Linked DNA regions of Homo sapiens: region 1 is linked to region 2. The links are chromatin loops, found by intact Hi-C in ENCODE. Cell type or tissue: OCI-LY7. All regions are shown on one strand. Links, peaks and the distances in the headings refer to the core of each region. The heading gives the core; the rest is flanking DNA. Region 1 overlaps LINC01255 (long intergenic non-protein coding RNA 1255). Region 2 overlaps PIEZO2 (piezo type mechanosensitive ion channel component 2).

Region 1 (10,948 bases), core at 1,307-9,306, 560 kb before region 2:
TCCTCTCAGCTGGCCTCCAGCTTTGAAGATAATCACTGGCACCTGGCCTGGGAGTCTGGAGCTCAGACGCGGGTTGGGAAATTCTCCTGTCATGGCTGCTACAGCTTGGGAGTCCTAGGATGTCTGCTGTCTGAACTTCCAGTGTCACCAATTAGATACCTAACGATTTTATTTGGTTGTCGCAGTGATTAAAACAGTGGGCCAAGTATTGTAGATGAATTAGGTCTTGCCTCCTCCAGTATTGCTGTGTGGTCGAATGATGGGATCCTTGTCGCTGTCTTTGCTGAGCGCAGCATGCTCCAGTGAAGTCAGCCTTGGCTGGAACCTGAGCGTGGGGCCGCAGCTGAGGCACTTCAGCATTTGTTGAGGAATGGACAAGACAGACCTGCCGTTGATGGTCTGTTGAACCGCTCCCCGTCTCACTATTCCATGAGTCCTTCCAGGATCACTCAGATGGATGGAGGGTTGTGTCTAAAAATGATAATGGCTGCTTAAACTATGGCAATAACTTGTATGTACATATATTTTCTTCCAAGAAGTAAAATCTGCTTTATAGATGGTATTTCAATAATCTTCCTCCTTTTTCTTTGGAATTTTAAATGATGTGGCCTATAAAACTGGAAAGGCAGCAAAACAATAATTTGCTTTGATAAAAATTTCAATATTATTGTTTCCCTTTTCTTGAGGAATTCTTTTTTTTTTTTGATAAATTGCAGTTTCTTTGGGCACCAATAGTGTAAGACTGTCATCATTTCTCTTATGTGAAAATAATAGACTTTGTCTATTTTTACTTCCTCTATTCAGTCAACCCAAATTTTCTTTTTTTCCCCTTTTCTCACATTTCTTTACCTATTTCTAGAGCTTTCTGATCAATGTTGATTGACCAGTCTCCAACATTTCCTATGAAATGGAAGAAGAAAGTCAATAGCCTCTTGTTTCAAGTCTACACTCCTTTGCCCAGTTCTCTTCTTCTTTTTCTTCTTCTTCTTCTTCTTTTTTTTTTTTTTTTTTTTTTTTTTAGACAGAGTCTCCCTCTGTTGCCCATGCTGGAGTGTGCAGTGGTGCGATCTCGGCTCACTGCAACCTGCGCCTCCCGTGTTCAGGCAATTATCCTGCCTCAGCCTACTGAGTAGCTGGGATTTCAGACACCCGCCACCATGCCTGGATAATTTTTGCATTTTTAGTAGAGGTGGGGTTTGCCATGTTGGTCAGGCTGGTCTTGAACTCCTGGCCTCAACTGATCTGGCCACCTCAGCCTCCCAAAGTGCTGGGAATAAAGGCAAGAGCCACTGCGCCCAGCCGCTTATTCTTTTTTTCTCTTTCTCTCTCCTTCTTTTCCTTCAAATGGTTCAAAAATGCAGTCATTAAAACATTAATCTCTGCCTCCTACCTGATTCCCACAGCCCCACTTCTAAGACAATCATGACGAAGAATTTGCTGTGTCTTTCAGATATTTTCCCACACATGCACACGCAGTCCTGTGTCGCCCTCTAAAGAAGCAATAAATGGCATGCTGTTGTCAGTGCTCTGAGCTCTGACTTTCCACTCAATGCTCTGTCTTGAGGATGGTTCCCAGGCAGCACAGGGGGGCCTACCTCACCCTCTCTCTTGGCTCCCAGCTGGCTTCCAGAGCACCATAATCAGCTCCATCTTTCCCTCCTGAACATTACCCTCATGGTCCTCAGCATCCTTGAGTGTGTTGGGCTGGTTTTCTCCTGTTCTTCAAGGTTTTGTGTTTATTCCTACTCTGATGTCTTAGCCACATTTCCTCTTCCCCTGTTTGGCACCTTTAATCCAGTGCATGAGTTGTCCAGCTCCAGCCCTGTCCCTTTATAAGGCCATCAGGGCTGTGCTAGGCAGGTGGTACTCCCCAGGAACGCAATTAGGGCTTACAGTGGCCACTTTAAACCAGCACTCAAAATGTTTCCTTCGCTTCCTCTTGTTTTCCCTGGGCAGAGCCTTAAGTCCTTATGACAAATTGGATCATTGTCCACATGGATCATGGGCAGGGACATCAACAATCTTGTTCCTTCAAAGTACTGAGCACAGTGCCAGGAACGAATTTTGTTTCATGAATCCTCAGAGGGATGGCCATGTCTACCAGCCTTCCCTTGTAGATTGTGAGTGTTTTTAGGGAAGGGGCTCTGGCCTGCTTTTGCCCAGGCCACCCGGATCCCAAGGCATGCTCCAGATGCTTACCCCAAATAAACTGAGTCTCACTTTTATTGATCTCTTTGTTAATCTTTTATTTATTGTCATTTTAAAAAGTCTGAAGCCATGGTTTTATTTTACTCTGTGTTAGGATTTTCCCAGGTTGCTCATAAAATTCTAACATTTTTGTAATCGTTGACTTAGACAACATTGCATCAGATACAGGCATTTTTTCATGTCCATTAAAAGACATACCAAGATCAGAATCGAGAGCAATTCAAGATGCACAATTTTAGAGAAGGAAGAGACTTCAGCATCATTTCACACAGTTTTGTTTTATAGATGGGGCCCTGTAAGTCAGAGAGCCCCAGCTTGATGGAGATGAGAATTCAGGCCTTGCCGTCCAGGCTGTGTGCTCTATTTGGTCACTCTGCTGTCTCTGTTCAGCTCATTCTTGACCCCCCGCCCACTGTGTACTAAGACTCTCTAATTTCCATCATGTAATGGGGCCTCCTCCATCTCTTCCTTCTCAGAAGGCAGAAGCATTTGCAAGCATTTCAGCAGATGGAATTCATTGGTTAGGCATTGGTGGCTTTCTTGGTTAGGAGGGAGTAATGCTGCTTGGTAGTTCTGCTGCAGATCAAAGTCCAAAACATCACTTGGAAAGCCTCCCATTGCTGTTTGAAAGTTCTGCCTCTTGAGATAATTTTCTTGATGTCATTTTTCTTTAGAGAATCCTTCAGTCCCAGGGAAACAAACCTTGAGAGGCTATAGTTTAGCCAAATGATAAAGAGCTGGCATATTCTAAATAAATTAATTTGCTGTCTCCACTTAAGGTGAGTCCTCTTGAGTTTCCTTCACCCTGTCGGTGGGTGCTGAGGGTTTGTGATCATTCTCATGTGAAGGAAGAATCTTTTTCTCATGCAAGTTTATATTCCAGCTTTCAAAGACAAAAAAATCTCTGAATAAAAACAGTGATAGAATATTTTTTTTGGCAGACAAGGCCCCATTGAAGTGGAAATTTGAGTGTCAGGACTAAGGAATAATTAAAGATGTGTATGAGATGATTGCAACTGGTAGATGAAATGTGGGAAAAAAGGATAAAAATATATTTGGAAAGACAGAGGTAACAAACATGTCTCTTTATTTTCTAATCAATGTTTGCATTCACAAAATGTTTTAGAGGAAATGAAGTATAATACAACAAATATTATTAAATGCTGCCAGAACTCTTTCTTAAGGACAATAACAGCTAATATGTACTCTCTAAGTACATAGCAGTTTAATAAATGTTTGCTGATCCCATTTCAGAAGTGGTGCAACAAACTTTATTAAACTCCCTGTGCTTTTACTAATCTTTTAGAGACACTTTTTTTTTCAGTATGATCTCTTAGGTACCATAAGATGCAACTGTAAGCATAAACTCATAGACACAAATAATAACTATTAGAATATTGGTTCTTTTTTACAGCTTGAAAGGTTATTCTAATTTTCTGTTGAAGGACTGAATGAATTAGAAAAAGGAGGTAATTCGAGATATCTAGATAACTATTGTCTATAGAGGACTGGAGAAAGAATGCTAATTTATTTTCTTGTTTAGACATGTAGATGGCAAACAATTTGTATCCAAATTGTATGTCAATATTTAAGATGTCTCAAATCAACATTAGTGTTATCTAGTTTTGGGGATGCTATGTGACTAAAGATGCTGATTGCATGAACGAAGGTATTTGCTTTCACCTGTTGATGAAGTGTGACTGCTTCACAAGCCATATGCATGTAACAAAGGTCTAGTGTTATAAACGTCCCTCCCCTTGTTGCTGTTAGATTCGGCTGGAATTAATGCTGTATCTCTGGACTGCCACTGAAAATATAACTCCTGAAAGATGGATTATTTTGTTATGGCAACACAATTGCTATTCGGTCCCTAGTAGATCTAGGAAAGACATTGATAGTTACCACTGAATCATAAAAAATGGGAAATCTTTGCTATTGAGGTCACAGATCAGGACCTTTCCCATTCTTCTATTCTCTAGTGACTCTCTTTTTCTCTGTCTTGTCCACTTTAGCACAGAAATTATATCTTTTCCGTGGGATAAGGAAACTTATCTTTACTATGGAGTAAGGACACTTTAGGGAACGTGCTAAATGCAGCTCAGCAGTGAGCTTGACACAGATTTGGAATATTAAACCTTTTGGATCAGTGCCTCTCATACCTGCACACTCCATTTCCACATGGTGGCAGCTGCAACCCTAGAAATGGGAAAGCAAGTGCCAGTCAGCAGGACAGGAGGGAGGCAACCTCAGAATTTAGAAGCTTGTGTGATAGTCATGAACCTCCTTCTAGAACAATCCCATCGTGAGGAAAGTTGGTATTGTTGTGCTAAATTTTCATGGTGGACCTGTCTGGAATTTTAGGAGTGTAATCTTCTCATTTCCTTTAGAAAAAAAAAAAAAGCCAGCTAGAAAGGGAGGATGCACCATGCTAAAAATTACCTAATGAAACCGAATGCAACTGAGAAAAATACTTGGACTTGGTTGTTTCAACAACCTGTTCTTCCCTTGTGAAATAAAATCAGCCACACTGCTGTGTAGAATGTAATAAAGATGGGGAGTGTCCTGCTTTTAACAGTGTGCTGGGAGAATGTGTTTCTGTGCCAGTCCCTGTAAGGTTATGTGATATGCTAAGTTTTGCAAGCCTGGTTCCTTTCCTGGCAAGGGAAAACCGATAAGATAAGGGAAAACCATTTTGCTATGGACTTGCCCCAAGATGCATTCATAATGTCACAGCTCCCTTAGTCTAGCTGGGCCTCGCTGGGGCTGCCTCAAGCTGTTGGCCATTCTGTTATCTGGTCCACTCTGCTATTTTGTTATGGCAACACAATTGCTATTCGGTCCCTGGTAGATCTAGGACAGACATTGATAGTTACCACTGAGGCATAAAAAATGGGAAATCTTTGCTATCGAGATCACAGATCAGGACCTTTCCCATTCTTCTCTTCTCCAGTGACTCTCTTTTTCTCTCTGTCTTGTCCACTTTAGCACAGAAATTATATCTTTTCTGCAGGATGAGGAAACTTATCTCTACTATAGAGTAAGGACACTTTAAGGAACATGCTAAATGCAACTCAGCAGTGAGCTTGACACAGATTTGGAACGCCGTTAGTTTCAGTGTGATTTGCAGGCCCAGAAAAATAACAACAGCTTCGCATTCTGCAGTCTAAGTTACAGAGGTTTTCCTGGTAGAAGTGGATATTTGAGGTCAGGAGTAAGAGTTTTAATTAAAAATGCTTTTTAAAAACACTTTTATGTATACAATTAGAAATGTATAAAATTTAGAAAAAGACATAAATACAAAAAATACCTCTTTCATAATGGTTTCACTTCTCTTGTTTTGAAGCATGCGAAGTAAAAAGTGAAACTCTCTTTTCTTTCCCTCTGATCCTGAAAGTAACCACAGCTGGCAGTTGAACAGCCATCACCCCACCTGTTCCCTAGGCCTCCGTGTCCCACTGGACATATATGCGAAGATCTAGTTTTATAGTATTTTAGTATGTTGGATCATACTATGCATATCATTTGACAGCATCTCTTTTTACTTAAGTTTTGACATGTATATTTTTCCAAGTCAGTTCATATAAATCTACTGTGTATATGTATATGCTAAAAGTTACTAAGTCTCATACTTTTGATGAATCTGCAGGTTAATTTTGAGAAGGGTACATTATAAATAACAAACATTTAGACCATAGAGATCATCTATTTCTCTTTCTATAAATGAGGAAATTGAAACCCAGAAAGGCTGAATGACTCCCATAATTAATAGAGAATCATCAACAGAATACACGTATATTTCCTGCTTTCTATTACCTTATGTGTTTAGGCATGAGAACTCAATCTGTGTTACAAAAAACACAAGGATCTGGGCCGGGCGTGGTGGCTCACACCTGTAATCCCAGTACTTTGGGAGGCCAAGGCAGGCAGATCACAAGGTCAGGAGATCGAGACCATCCTGGCTAACACGGTGAAACCCCGTCTCTACTAAAAATACAAAAAATTAGCTGGGCGTGGTGGCGGGTGCCTGTAGTCCCAGCTACTCGGGAGGCTGAGGCAGGAGAATGGCGTGAACCCGGGAGGCGGAGCTTGCAGTGAGCCGAGATCTCGCCACTGCACTCCAGCCTGGGCCACAGAGCAAGACTCCGTCTCAAAATAAATAAATAAATAAATAAATAAATAAATAAAAGGATCTGAGAGAGCTCGTGGGAGGCTAGAGAGGCAAAGAAGCCTTCATCATTCACTCCTTCACTGAGGTTCTATTCTAGTTGCTAGGGACACATCACGCAAGAAAACAGAAAACAACCTCTACCCTCAGGAAGCTCACAGTTCAGTGGCATGGGCAGGAGGCAGATATAAACAAAACAAGTAAATAACATACGTTATATTGGAAAGTGATAAAATCCATGGAGAAAAATTAAGGAAGAGATAGGTGGGGTAGGTGGGCAATATTGTAATTTTAAGTGAGGGGGTTATTCAGAGAAGCCCTCATTGATAAGGTGACTTAAAATAACTTGAGGTGTATTGACATACAAAATACACGGATTTGAAGTGAACTCTTTTGACAAATGTGTACACTCAAGAAGCAGTCACCACAATCAAGATAAGGAACATTTCCACCACTCTCAGTAGTTTCCTCATCCCCCTTGGTAACCCATCTCACTTATCTCCCTGTCTCCCCCCCACAGCAACCGTTGATGTGCTTCTTGTCACTATATAGCAGCAGGAATTTTCTAGATACTAATATAAATGAAATCTTATGAGACGTACTTTTTTGGGAGGGATATGGCTTCTTTCACTCAGCATAATTATTTTGAGTTTCAACCCTCTCATTGAGTGTTTCAATAATAGTTTATTCTTTTTTATTGCTGAGTAGAATTTCATTATCTATTAACCTTTTGATGGACATGTAGATTGTTCCTAGTTTTCAGCTGTTCTAAACAAAGCTGCTATGAATATTTGCGTACATGTCTTTGTGTGGACATGTGCTTTGTTTGTCCTGGATGAAGCCTAGGAATGAAACGATTGTGTGATACAGTAGCTACGAGTTTAACACTTCTAAGAAATTGCCAAGCTCTTTTCTTTTATTTCTTTTTTGAGACAGGTCTCACTCTGTTGTCCAGGCTGGAGTGCAGTGGTGAAATCTTGGCTCACTGTAGCCTCAACCTCCCAGGCTCCATCTATCCTCCCACCTCAGCCTCCAGAGTAGCTTGGCCTACAGGCATGTGCCAACATGCCTGGCTAATTAAAATTTTTCTTTTTTTTTTTTTTGTAGAGACAGGGTCTCACTATGTTGCCCAGATTGGTCTCAAACTCTTGGGCTCCAGTGATCCTCCCACCTCGGCCTCCAAAGTGCTGGGATTATAGGTATGAGTCACTGTGCCCAGCCTCCAAAATCTCTTCTAAAGTGGCTATAATATTGCTGATTCCCACCAGCAGTCCATGAAGTCTCAATTGCTGTAAATCCTCATTAATGCTTGAGGTGATTAGTCTTTTTAATTTTAGACATTTTCAAATGTATGTAGTGGGATCTTATCGAGGTTTTAATTTGCATTTCCCTAATGAATATTGATATTGAATATCTTTTCATGTGCTTGTTTGCCTTCTTATATATTTTTTTGATGATCTCTCTATTAAGATCTTTTGCCATGTTTAAACACTAGGGTTGTTTTCCCTTGCAGAGTTTTGAGAGTTCTTTAAATGTTCTGAATACCTTTAGTACGTCTTTTATCAGAAAAGTAATTTGCAAATAATTTCTCCTAGTCTATGGCTTATCTTTTCATTCCCTTAGAAGTGTCTTTTGAGAGTTCTTAAGTTTGACAAAATCCAATTGACTATATTTCTAAGGCTTTTGTTGTTGGTAAGAAATTGTTGTCTAGCCCTCAGATTACAGATTTTCCCTTATGTTTTTTTCTGAAAGTTTTATAGTTTAATGTTTTGCATTTATCATCTTTTTTGACTAATTTTTGTGTATGGTGTGAATTATGAATTACGACTCTAAAATTCATAATAGTGTCCAATTGTTTCAGCATCATTTGTTGAAGACACCATTCTTTCTCCATTGACTTGATTTTGTAACTTTGTGGAAAATAAATTGGCCCAGCACAAATGGGTTTATTCTGTGACTCTGTTCTGTTCTGTTTGTCTTTATGTCTATCAGTTCACGAATGCAAGACTCTCTTGGTTATTGTAGCTTTGTAATAATCTTGATATCAGGTAATGTAAGTCCTCTCACTATATTCTTTTTCAAAGTTATTGTTGGAATTAGGTACTCTAAGTTGTTTGCATTCCACGTGAATTTTTGAGTCATCTTGTTAATTTCTACAGAAATCCCTGCTTATTGATACTGAGTCTTTTGATCTATGAAGATGGTATATGCCTCCACTTATGTAGGTCTTCTTTAATTTTCTGTCAGCAATATTTTCTAGTTTTCAGTGTATAAGTATTTTACATTTTTCTCAGATTTATTTCAAAGTAACTTTTGTTTTCTGATTCTGTTGTAAATGGGATTTCTTAAAAAGTTTAAATTTCTCATTGTTAGTTAACATGTAGAAATACAATTGACTTTATATATCTTATATTCAGCAACATTGCTAAGCTCCCCTATTTGTTCTCATGACTTTTATTTTTTTGAGATTCCATGGGATTTTTTAAATAGACAATCATGTTTTCTGTGAATAAAGAATGTTTCTCCTTTTCAATCTAGACACATTTTATTTCTTTGTCTTGCTTTATTGTACAGGGTAGAAATTCTAGTACAAAGTTGGATATGAGTGGTGAGAATGGGTATCTTTGCCTTATTCCTGATCTTACTGGGAAGCCATACAGTCTTTCACCATAAACTGACATTCTTATTACGTTTATGAATTACGTTGGATATAGGTTTTTAAAATAAATACCCTTTATCAGGTTAAGAAAGTTTTCTTTTATTTCTAATTTATGAGAGTTTTATCAATAACACTTTGTATTTTTTCAAAAATTTTTTCTAAATCTATAGACATAATTGTTTTTTTCTATGAATTATTACCTTATTTTGTTATAATATAATGAATTATATTGATAGATTTTTAATGTTAAAACAGTCTTGCATTCTTGAAATAAACCATACTTGGTCATGACGTATTTATGTATTTTTGGACTTGATTTGCTGAAATTTTGTTTATAATTTTAAATCTATACTCATCTGAAATACTGGTCTGTATTTTCTTTATAAGGTCTTTGTCTAGTTTTGTTATCAAATTAATGCTGGCCTCATAGAATGAGTTAGGAAGTATCCCTCCCTCTTTAATTTTATTGAAAAATTTGTGTGCAGTTGGTATTATTTCTTCCTTAAATATTTGGTAGCCTTTGGCCAGGCACGGTGGCTCACACCTGTAATCCCAGCACTTTGGGAGGCCGAGGCAGGCGGATCACAAGGTCAGGAGATTGAGACCATCCTGGCTAACACGGTGAAACCCTGTCTCTACTAAAAATACAAAAAATTAGGCAGGCGTGGTGGCGGGCACCTATAGTCCCAGCTACTTGGGAGGCTGAGGCAGGAGAATGGCGTGAACCCGGGAGGTGGAGCTTGCAGTGAGCCAAGATCGCGCCACTGCACTCCAGCCTGGGTGACAGAGCGAGACTCTATCTCAGAAAAAAAAAAAAATTTGGTAGCCTTTGTGTGTGTGAAGGGTTTGAACTATAATTCCTGCTTTCAAATAGATACAGGACTATACAAGGTTACTTATTTTTCTTTAGTGAATTTTGGTAGTTCTCATTTCTTAACAGATTTGGCCATTTCATCCAAGTTATCACATTCATTATTATTTATTGTTTGGAGACAAACCTGATTCTAACTGATACAAAATTTGATTTCTGGCATTGTAAATGGCTCGTCACTACTTTTAGCACCAAGTTGACTATGAGATATGAACAGTACACTGGGCATGATAAGGAATGGATGAGTCAGTCCTACAATAACATTTTAAAGTAAAAGACGACTCAAGGGAACTTGATATAGTTATCCAAGTAGTGCATAACTAGTTAGACCAAAGCGAGAGCCAGTTCGAGAAGATTGGTTTTATTTGTTGTTGCTGCTTTATTTTGTCATTTTGCCTCTAAGCTGTTTCTAGATATCTCAGAAGCTCCGCCTCCTGGACTGTGTGTAACGTGTCTTGTACAGTGGGTAAGCAGTTAACCTGGAGGCAGAAGTTCCTCATGTTTGTAGGTTTGAGGTCTGTATCATAACATTGTAGGGAGATGACCTTTTATCACAGCACAGACATTCTGTGAAAATAGGACATTGTAATTTTAAAAATGGGTCTTCCCCCGGAAAGGGAAAGACAAAGCTTTCCCCAGTCTCCCCTTTTGCAAGCCTGGGTTGTCCACTCAAGCCGACGGGCTCACCTAACAGTTCCAGGTTCACACAGAGTCAGGTGGTGGTTGGATGAGGGGGGTCTGTCCTCATGCTCAAGGCTTCCTTCTAAAGGCTCCTCTACATTTGAAAAGTTCCTGTAACAGTATTTAATGTCACTGAAATTACTGTTAGTTCGGCTGGAAAATTCTGGGGAAAAATATACCATGGGAAAAGAAGGGTTAAGTCATTGAGCCCCTGCACTAGCTGGGTTGGAGCCCCTAAGGATTCTGGAAACACTCATTTAAGAACTGACTTGATGTGATTCATTGCAGGTGAACAGATACGTCATCATTTATTTTAATGTAGAAAATAGTATTAATGAGTCTGAAGCCCCTGACGCAGCTGGGA
Region 2 (8,000 bases), core at 1-8,000:
CCTCAGCCCCCCAAGTAGCTGGGATTACAGGCTCACGCCACCATGCCTGGCTAATTTTTGTATTTTTAGTAGAGATGGAGTTTTACCATGCTCGCCAGGCTGGTCTTGAACTCCTGACCTCATGATCCACCCACCTCAGCCTCCCAAAGTGTTGGGATTACAGGCGTGAGCCACTGCACCTGGCCTCCCAAAATCTTTTATTGAGGAGACTGTCCTTTCCCCATTTGTGTTCTTGACACCTTTGTTGAAAATCAATTGACCACATATACTTAGGTTTATTTCTGGACTGTATATCCTGTTCCACTGGATGATTTCTTTTTTTTTTTTTTTTTGAGATGGAGTTTTGCTCTTGTTGCCTAGGCTGGGGCACAAAGGTGTGATCTCGGCTCACTGCAGCCTCCGCCTCCTGGGTTCAAGTGATTCTCCTGCCTAAGCCTCCCGAGTAGCTGGGATTACAGGCACGCACCACCACGCCTGGCTAATTTTTTGTATTTTTAGTAGAGACAGGGTTTCACCATGGCCAGGCTGGTCTTGAACTTCTGACCTCAGGTGATCCACTCGCCTCGGCCTCCCAGAGTGCTGGGATTATAGGCGTGAGCCACTGCGCCTGGCCTGGATGTTGTTTTTATGCCAATACGATACTGTTTTGATTACAATCACTTTATAATATATTTTGAAATCAAGGAATGTGATGCCTCCAGGCTTGTTTTGCCTTGTCCAAGATTGTTTTAGCTGTTTGGGGTCTTTTGTTGCTCCATACAAATTTTAAGATAATTTTTTTTCAATTTCTATGAAGAATGACATTGGAATTTTGAGAGGGATTGCATTGAATCTGTGGATGGCTTTGAGTAGTAGGGAGATTTTAACAATATTAGTTTTGCCAATCCATGAACATTGGATATTTTTCCATTTATTTGTGTCTTCAATTTCTTTAATTGATGTTTTATAGTTTTCAGTGTACAGCTCTTTCCTCTCCTGGTTAAATTTATTCCTAAGTATTTTTTGATACTATTATAAATAGAATTGTTTTGTTAATTTATTTTTGGACAGTTTTTTGTTAATACATAGAAACTACTTATTTTTGTATGTTGATTTTGTAATCAGCAACTGAAGGGTATTATTATTAGGCTATTGACATTTTTTGAAAATCATGGATTAAACTGGATCAAGACAAGGCTAATCAGGTGAAAACTCATTTCCAGATAGCCACATCAGTCAAAGCCTTATATATGAATTCCATAAAATACTAATAATAATGGAAATTGGACTTAAGCAGAGAGAGGACTGCTCCCTCCCCAAAGAAAGGATGTCAAAGATTTAGGAAAAGCACAGCTCAGGTTTATTCATTCATCATCTAACAAATATTTATTGATCACCCACTATGGTTATAGCTACTGTTCTAATGCTGGGGATATGGTAGCTTAAAAACAAACAAACAAAAAATTTAAATCCTTGCTCTCAAGGAGTGTTCTATAATGTGGAAAACATATAAAAACAAGCATGATAATATTCTAATGGTAATACTTACTTACTAAGAAAACATCAATCCAAAATATAAAAATGAAATATTGGAGTTCTCTGTACTTAAAATTTTATATAAGTTATGATAAAATGGAAGTGGAAATGTGAAAAATATAGTAGAGATCTTCTTACATGGTACCCCTGTGTTAGCAGATGTTCTTCTCATACACAGGGCTCCTGTTTCAGCAGATATCTTCCTCATAACATGGAGCTTTTGTTTTGGGGTCAGTTTACTTCCAAAGCGTGCACTCTCTAAAGTTGTTTACACAGAACTGAAATGTTATAATAAGCAGATTGAAGCAAAACACTAAAATACAAGCACTTTATTCTAGTGGCTGCATGATGACACCTCTCACCTCAGAATCTTCAGATAACAGGTAACCAAGAAAGAAAACATCTAGACCAGATTCAAGGACTACAGGCCTCCCAGACAGGCCATGCCAATAGCTGTCTCCTTGCTCTCTTGCTCTTCTGTTTTCGTTTTCCTACCTGAGCCCAACCTCGATTGCTCTTCCTAAAGTCCTTTTTGTCAATGGAGATTAAGGCTGATCTTGATATGAATGTAATTTGGCTTGAGTTTTAGAAACTCTTTCTGTTTAAACCCACAATTTCAATTCCAGCACAAAATACAATTAAAGGAAACTTTTGTTCTCCTGGAGCTGTTCAAGTAAAGCGACCCCCACATCTCTCTCGGCTTTCCTTTGCCTCCTCTTTCTTCCTTTTGTGCCCCTCTTTCTTCTCCTACTCTCATCTCTTCTTTCTTTCTACTTCCTCCTCCTTTTCCCTATTCCCTTTGTTTCCTTCTATGTATTGACTGGCAGCAATTTTTGATGTATTATCTAAAGTGCAAGAATAATTTTAATGAACCCAGAAAATATATTCAATCTCCTGAAGTTTATACTTTTCTGGGGAGATCAAGGAAAACATTACTAACATCAGAGAGAAATGAGAGAAGAAGGCCTTGCATTCTGAGTTCTCTGTTCTCTTTAGCGTCAGATGCTTCTCATGCGTTGCTTCAGGTCCTCCTGGTCTCCCCTGTCTCTGGGACCTGTGGCCACTTGCTTCTGCCACAGCCATCACCATGGCAACCAGTCCCAAAAGTGGACTGCAGTGGACTTCGAGTGCCGCCATCACTCTAGCTCAGCCCTTTTTCTTCTCCCTTCCCCTCCTCCCTCTTCTTCTCATCATTATTGTCCATCTATGAAGGATTCCCTTACCCACATAAATATGCAGAGACACCATCAATGTAGAATATTTCAAAAAGTCAACATCACAGGATGCAAGATCAACATACCAAAATAAATTGTATTTCTACATATTGGCAATCAACAATTGGAAATAGCTTTTTTAACAAAATGTTATGTACAATAATACAAAAAATACTTTGATATAAATCTAAAAACAATGCAAGACCCATATGCTGCAGAAATAAATGAAACAAACCCTAAATAAATGCAGAGATACATTGTGTTCATGGATTGGAAGACTCACTGTTGTTAAAATGTCCTTTCTCTCTAAACTGATCTATAGGTTCAACACAATTCTAGTCAGAATCCCAGCAGGATATTTTTGTAGAAATCAACAAGCTGACTCTAAAATATATATGGAAAAAAAACTACAATAGCCAAAGTAATTTTGAAAATGAAAAATAAAAATTTGAAGATTTACACTATCTGATTTCAAGACTGAGTTATATAGTGTAAGGCCTAAAATTTCACAGGCTGTCTTATATTTTTAAGCCTCAAGGGACCCTAAAGGCCATATTGTGAGTTCCCTGCTTTCAGCAGATGTGACCCTGTGCTGAACCAGCTGCACACCACCTGGTCCTCAATCTGACAGACTTCAGTTCCCTGCCAGCCGCAAATCATTAAAACAAGGCAGTATCGTCCTCACATAGTAACCAGGGGCACCCTGTGCTGTTGATATTCAAAGCCTGCCTCTCTCTTGCTGCCCCTGCTTGTTCATCTGTTCCCAAGTGCACCCCGGTGTGGCCCTGTGTGGTGTGCAGTGTCCTCCCGCAGGACCATGAGTAGATGTGGGTAATAAAATGCTGCCCATCTATCTGCCCAGTGTTGCGATGTGTTCAACCATCTCATTCTGTTTAGGGCAGTGGATGCCTTCCTCACTAATGAGGTGAATACGAGGTCATCATAGCACTATAAAACCACAGTAATCAAGCCAGTTTGCTATTGGTGAAGGAAAAAAAGAGTACAGAAATAGACCCACATGTATGTGCACGGCCACTTGATTTTCCATAGAGATACAAATTCAATTTTGTGAAGAAAGAATACACTTTTCAACAATAGTGTTTTTTTATATTAAAAAAAGAACTTAAATTCTTAATTTGCTCCATATACAAAAATTAATTAACTCAAAACAAATCATAAACCTAAATGCAAAGATTGAAACCATAAAACTCTTGCAAAAAATATAGGAGAAAATGTTTGTAATCTTGGGTTAGGGAAGGGCAAAGTTTTCTTAAATACAACATCAAAATCACAACTCATAAGAGAAAAAACTGATAAATTACACTTCATCAAAATGAAGAACTTCTGCTCTTCAAAATCCAGTGTTAATACAATAAAAAGGCAAGCCACAAATTGGAATAAAGTATTTACAAACTATATATCTGATTAAGGACTTGTATCCAGTATTTATGAAGAACTCTTAAAACTCAATACTAAGGAAACATCTCATTTTTTTTAATGGGCAAAATTTTTGAATAGACACTTTACCAAAGAAGATATACAGATGATGAATAAACACATTAAAAGATGTTTAACATCACAGTCATTAGGTAAGTGCAAGTTAAAAACCGGAGATGACTACTATATACTTCTTAGAATGAAAAAAAGAAGGAAGGAAGGAGGGAGGGAGGGATGGAGGGAGGGATGAAAGGAAGGAAGGAAGGAAGGGAAGGCATTCCAAATGCTGAGGAAATATGGAGATGTAGAACACTTGGAATTCAAATACATTTCTGGCGGGAATGTACAATTATATAGACACTTTGAAAAATAATCTTCCAACATATTATAAATTTGACCATATACTTACTATTCAGTCCAGGAATCCCACTGGGTGATATTTCCTCCGGTGAAGTGAAAATTTGACTTTAAAATTTTAAGCAAATGTTTAAAGCAGGTTTATTCGTCATTGCCCCAACTGGAAGCAACTTCAATGTCTTTCAGCAAACTTGGTCCCTGGATGGACTACACAGGTCAACAATAGAAAGCAACAAACTATGGGTACATGCAAGAGCATCTCAATTCAGCATTATGTTAAGTGAATTCAGACAGTATCAGAATGCTACATACTATATGATTATATTTACAATAATTAGTGAAACTGTAAGGGTAGAAAGTGCATCATTGCTCACCATGGGGTGGAGGATCAGGGGAGTGGCTGACTACAATGACCATGGAGAATTTGGTGGGCTGATGGAACTTTACATTTTGACAGTAGTGGTAGTTAAATGACTGTATGGATTTGTAAGAAATTGAGAAATTATACATGCAAAAATTTTACTCTGTGTAACTTATAATCTAATAAGAAAAAAAATGATTTAAAAAGAGCCAGCGACCACAGTGGTAACACATTGGAATTTTCCTCTCACTGTTTCACTGTTTGTTTTGGGGGCTCTACTGAAGAGTAGAGAGATCAGAGCAGTAGATTCTGGTTTTGCTGTACCACTAAGCAGCCACAGGTTCTCAAGATCATGATGACTTTCCCCAAGAGCTATTGTGGAGGCCAAATCAGATAATGTTTCAGAGACAGTTTCACAATATAAGAAGCCCTATACTTGACAAAGTACAGTTATAATTATGTATAATATTTGGCAGTGATAAATTCTTCATAGCATTTTCCTGTTTCATATCTCATAATCATTCATTAATTTGGCAAATATTACTTGAATATTTTGGCACACTCTTGTCCCCAAAGTGTTCTAGCTCCAGGGAATGATAGATAAGTAAGCTACAGTCCACTGCCCTTGGGGAATTCAGAATCAAGGGTGACAGGTAGACTTATCAACAAGTCCTGTAATAACATATGATGAAGCTGGTACAGAGATAAATATGAGATAAAAAGAAGTGGTTCCCAAAAGAATGATTAAAGTTCTCCTCCAGGGGTGGACCTTGGAAAGTAATCCAAGAACTTGGAAAGTCTTAGATATCATTTATAGGAGTTTAGAATTTAACCTATAGGTGGAAGGGAGCCACTGAGGGTTTTAAGTAGTGGTGGCAACACAGCAGATGACGTTTTAGAAACATTATCTGGCAACGGTGTGAATTTTTGTGCACATACGTGTTGGGGTGTGGATATGCATGTGTGTGAGAAGGGATTTGGGCATTGGAGGCAGAAAGACAGGTCAGAGACTTGTCAAAGTTAAATAAAATATGTAGAGATGAATCCCTCAACTTAATCGTCAGATTTCATTTGGGATACAAGAATTGCAATTCGGGGAAGAGTCACAGACCAGATGGTCTTTGGTATGTCTGAGAAACAAAGAGAAGGTTTTATAAAGAAGGGAAATGTTATGTATTGTCTTGTGAGAAAGTTCTTTGGTATTAGTAAAGTTTTGGAAAGCTGGAAAGCTCTGATTGGTTACTGACAGCAGTGGGTAAAATTAGTCATAGAATTGCAGCAGGTGGTTGCAGCAAATATTAGATAAAACCAGTTTCGGGTTACAGCAGGTAGTTTCAGCACCTGGACTTGCAGAGAATTACATTTTTGGAGCAATGTTGTGTGCCCTGAGTGTTTTTTTCCCCCAGCTTCTCAGCTGTTTCAGTTGGGTATAACAAGAATGACCCAATTTGTATGATCGACTTTCACAGACTGTTGGGTGAAAAACAATGAGAATCCAAACTAAGGCAATTGCAGAGCGATTTTAGAAAAGGAGACTGCTTCAAGAAATATTTTGGGAGTAAAATCAGCGAGGCTTATTGTCTAATTCCATGTTGAGGAATGGGAGACAGAAGCTAACTCAGTGGATGAAGATACCGTTTAAACAGTGTAAGGCCGGTACGAGGAAGCTCGGATTTGGTACAGAAGAGGGAAGAGGAGGAAGGGGAAGGGAAAATGTTTGACAGGTTTGTGTTTGAAATCCTGAGATCAATGTGTGTGTAAATGGATCTATGGTTTAGAAAAGAAATCTTAGAGACACAAAGTTGGGTGTTATCAGAATACTGGAAATAGATAAAGCCACATATACAATAACTTACTTTTCTCGTTCCCTAGTTGGAAGAAATAACCAAAGACACAAGTAATATTCACCCGGTGATCAGATATCACAGTGAAATGACAAAGTATCATGCCTTAGTTTTTGCGAGTGTAGATTTTGTTCAGTCCTTGTCTTCCATTCTGTCCTTCAAGCATGTGTTTTGTTGTGTTTTTGAGTCTCCCTCTTCCACTAGATTGTGAACTATTTCAGAGAGGCTTATTTCTTTCTTACCTTCAGCTTTAAGCCTCGTGCCTGGCACACAGCAGACACTCAAGTTTTTAAGTGATGTGACGACTGGTGATTATCTATTGACTTTCCCCCGTCTCGTTACATAGAGCATACTAATTTGCAAATGAAAAAAGTGGGCTTATCTATGCTAACCCCTTGGCTGGAGTTAAACTATAATTCATAATTTATTTTCAATATTAACCCTCATTAAAATATATAGGGTACTGCCAACATTTTTAGAAACTCTTACCAAATGTAAATCGAGTTCAACACCTGGTTCATTCATTTTTTAAAAGTAATATTGTTTTTCTTTGTTTTCATAAGATTTAAAACAAACCATCATTACTGCCTCAATCTTATTCACCCAGTGTTTTTTGGTGAAGTATTTGAAATGTATTGCTGTCTTTCAAGGACACTATTAGAAGGCCTTCTGAGCCAGAGGAGGCTGCCTTCTGCTTATCGGTCTTGTTATCAGTGACAGTCATTGTGGAGGATGTAAGTTGAGAAATAGGAGAGGCATCACTTTGACCACAACTGTGTGTCAGTCTCCTGAATGATTTTCCCTCCTGTTTTGAAGTATCTGATAATGACTTCTTAGAGGGTCTGGAAAGAAAACACCTTCTCTCTGCATTTCCCTTAGATACTCTGCATAAGCTGGCCTTGTATGAATGCAATAATTTTCCAACCAATTGTGGCTGGTGTCACAACCAATTCAATGCACTTCTGAGATTGTTTATCCAGATGGAATAGAAAAATGTGGTGCAGGGCTGCTGCATGGGACCCGGGAGCCAGAATGGCTGACTTTTACCCTGACCTCACTTTGTGCTTGTAGACAGAGTGGGAATCCAGGTTCTTGGAGCTCTCCTGTCACCCCTGGGCTAGAGAACAAAGCCCTTGGAGGATGCCTACGAAGAATGTTGAGAACAAGTGCGATCTTTAGCCCAACCTCTTTTTTAAAAGCATTATTTGAGCATGTTCAGGTTGCTTTAATATAATTTGTTTGATTGTTCTTGTTTTTGTAGGGTGTATTGCA

The links. A loop is a pair of places that touch in the nucleus more often than their neighbours do. Peaks named below come from ENCODE experiments on the same cell type or tissue, not always from the same donor. Only the 100,000 strongest peaks of a DNase experiment are listed, where the experiment ranks them.
Region 1: it touches region 2 in a loop (5-fold over the local background); 1 of 110 quality-filtered maps calls a loop at or near these places.

The regions. Positions count from the first base shown.
Region 1 is chr18:11,506,279-11,517,226 of GRCh38, reverse strand. LINC01255 (long intergenic non-protein coding RNA 1255) reads right to left here. Exons shown (of 4, transcript NR_110779.1): 3 at 10,591-10,695; 4 at 10,244-10,470. Among named protein-coding and RNA genes, the nearest start is that of LINC01255, 23 kb to the right of the region's middle. In OCI-LY7, for the core only: a CTCF peak has its summit at 4,385 (motif pointing right); DNase peaks (open chromatin) are centred at 4,406, 5,316 and 5,616; H3K4me3 peaks cover 1,224 bases; H3K27ac peaks cover 1,813 bases.
Region 2 is chr18:10,949,302-10,957,301 of GRCh38, reverse strand. All of the region lies in intron 3 of PIEZO2 (piezo type mechanosensitive ion channel component 2), which reads left to right. Among named protein-coding and RNA genes, the nearest start is that of MIR6788, 190 kb to the right of the region's middle. RefSeq lists enhancers at 5,155-5,304, 7,537-7,696. In OCI-LY7, for the core only: CTCF peaks have their summits at 3,363 and 3,596; DNase peaks (open chromatin) are centred at 3,351, 5,541, 6,211 and 7,521; H3K4me3 peaks cover 3,216 bases; H3K27ac peaks cover 6,436 bases.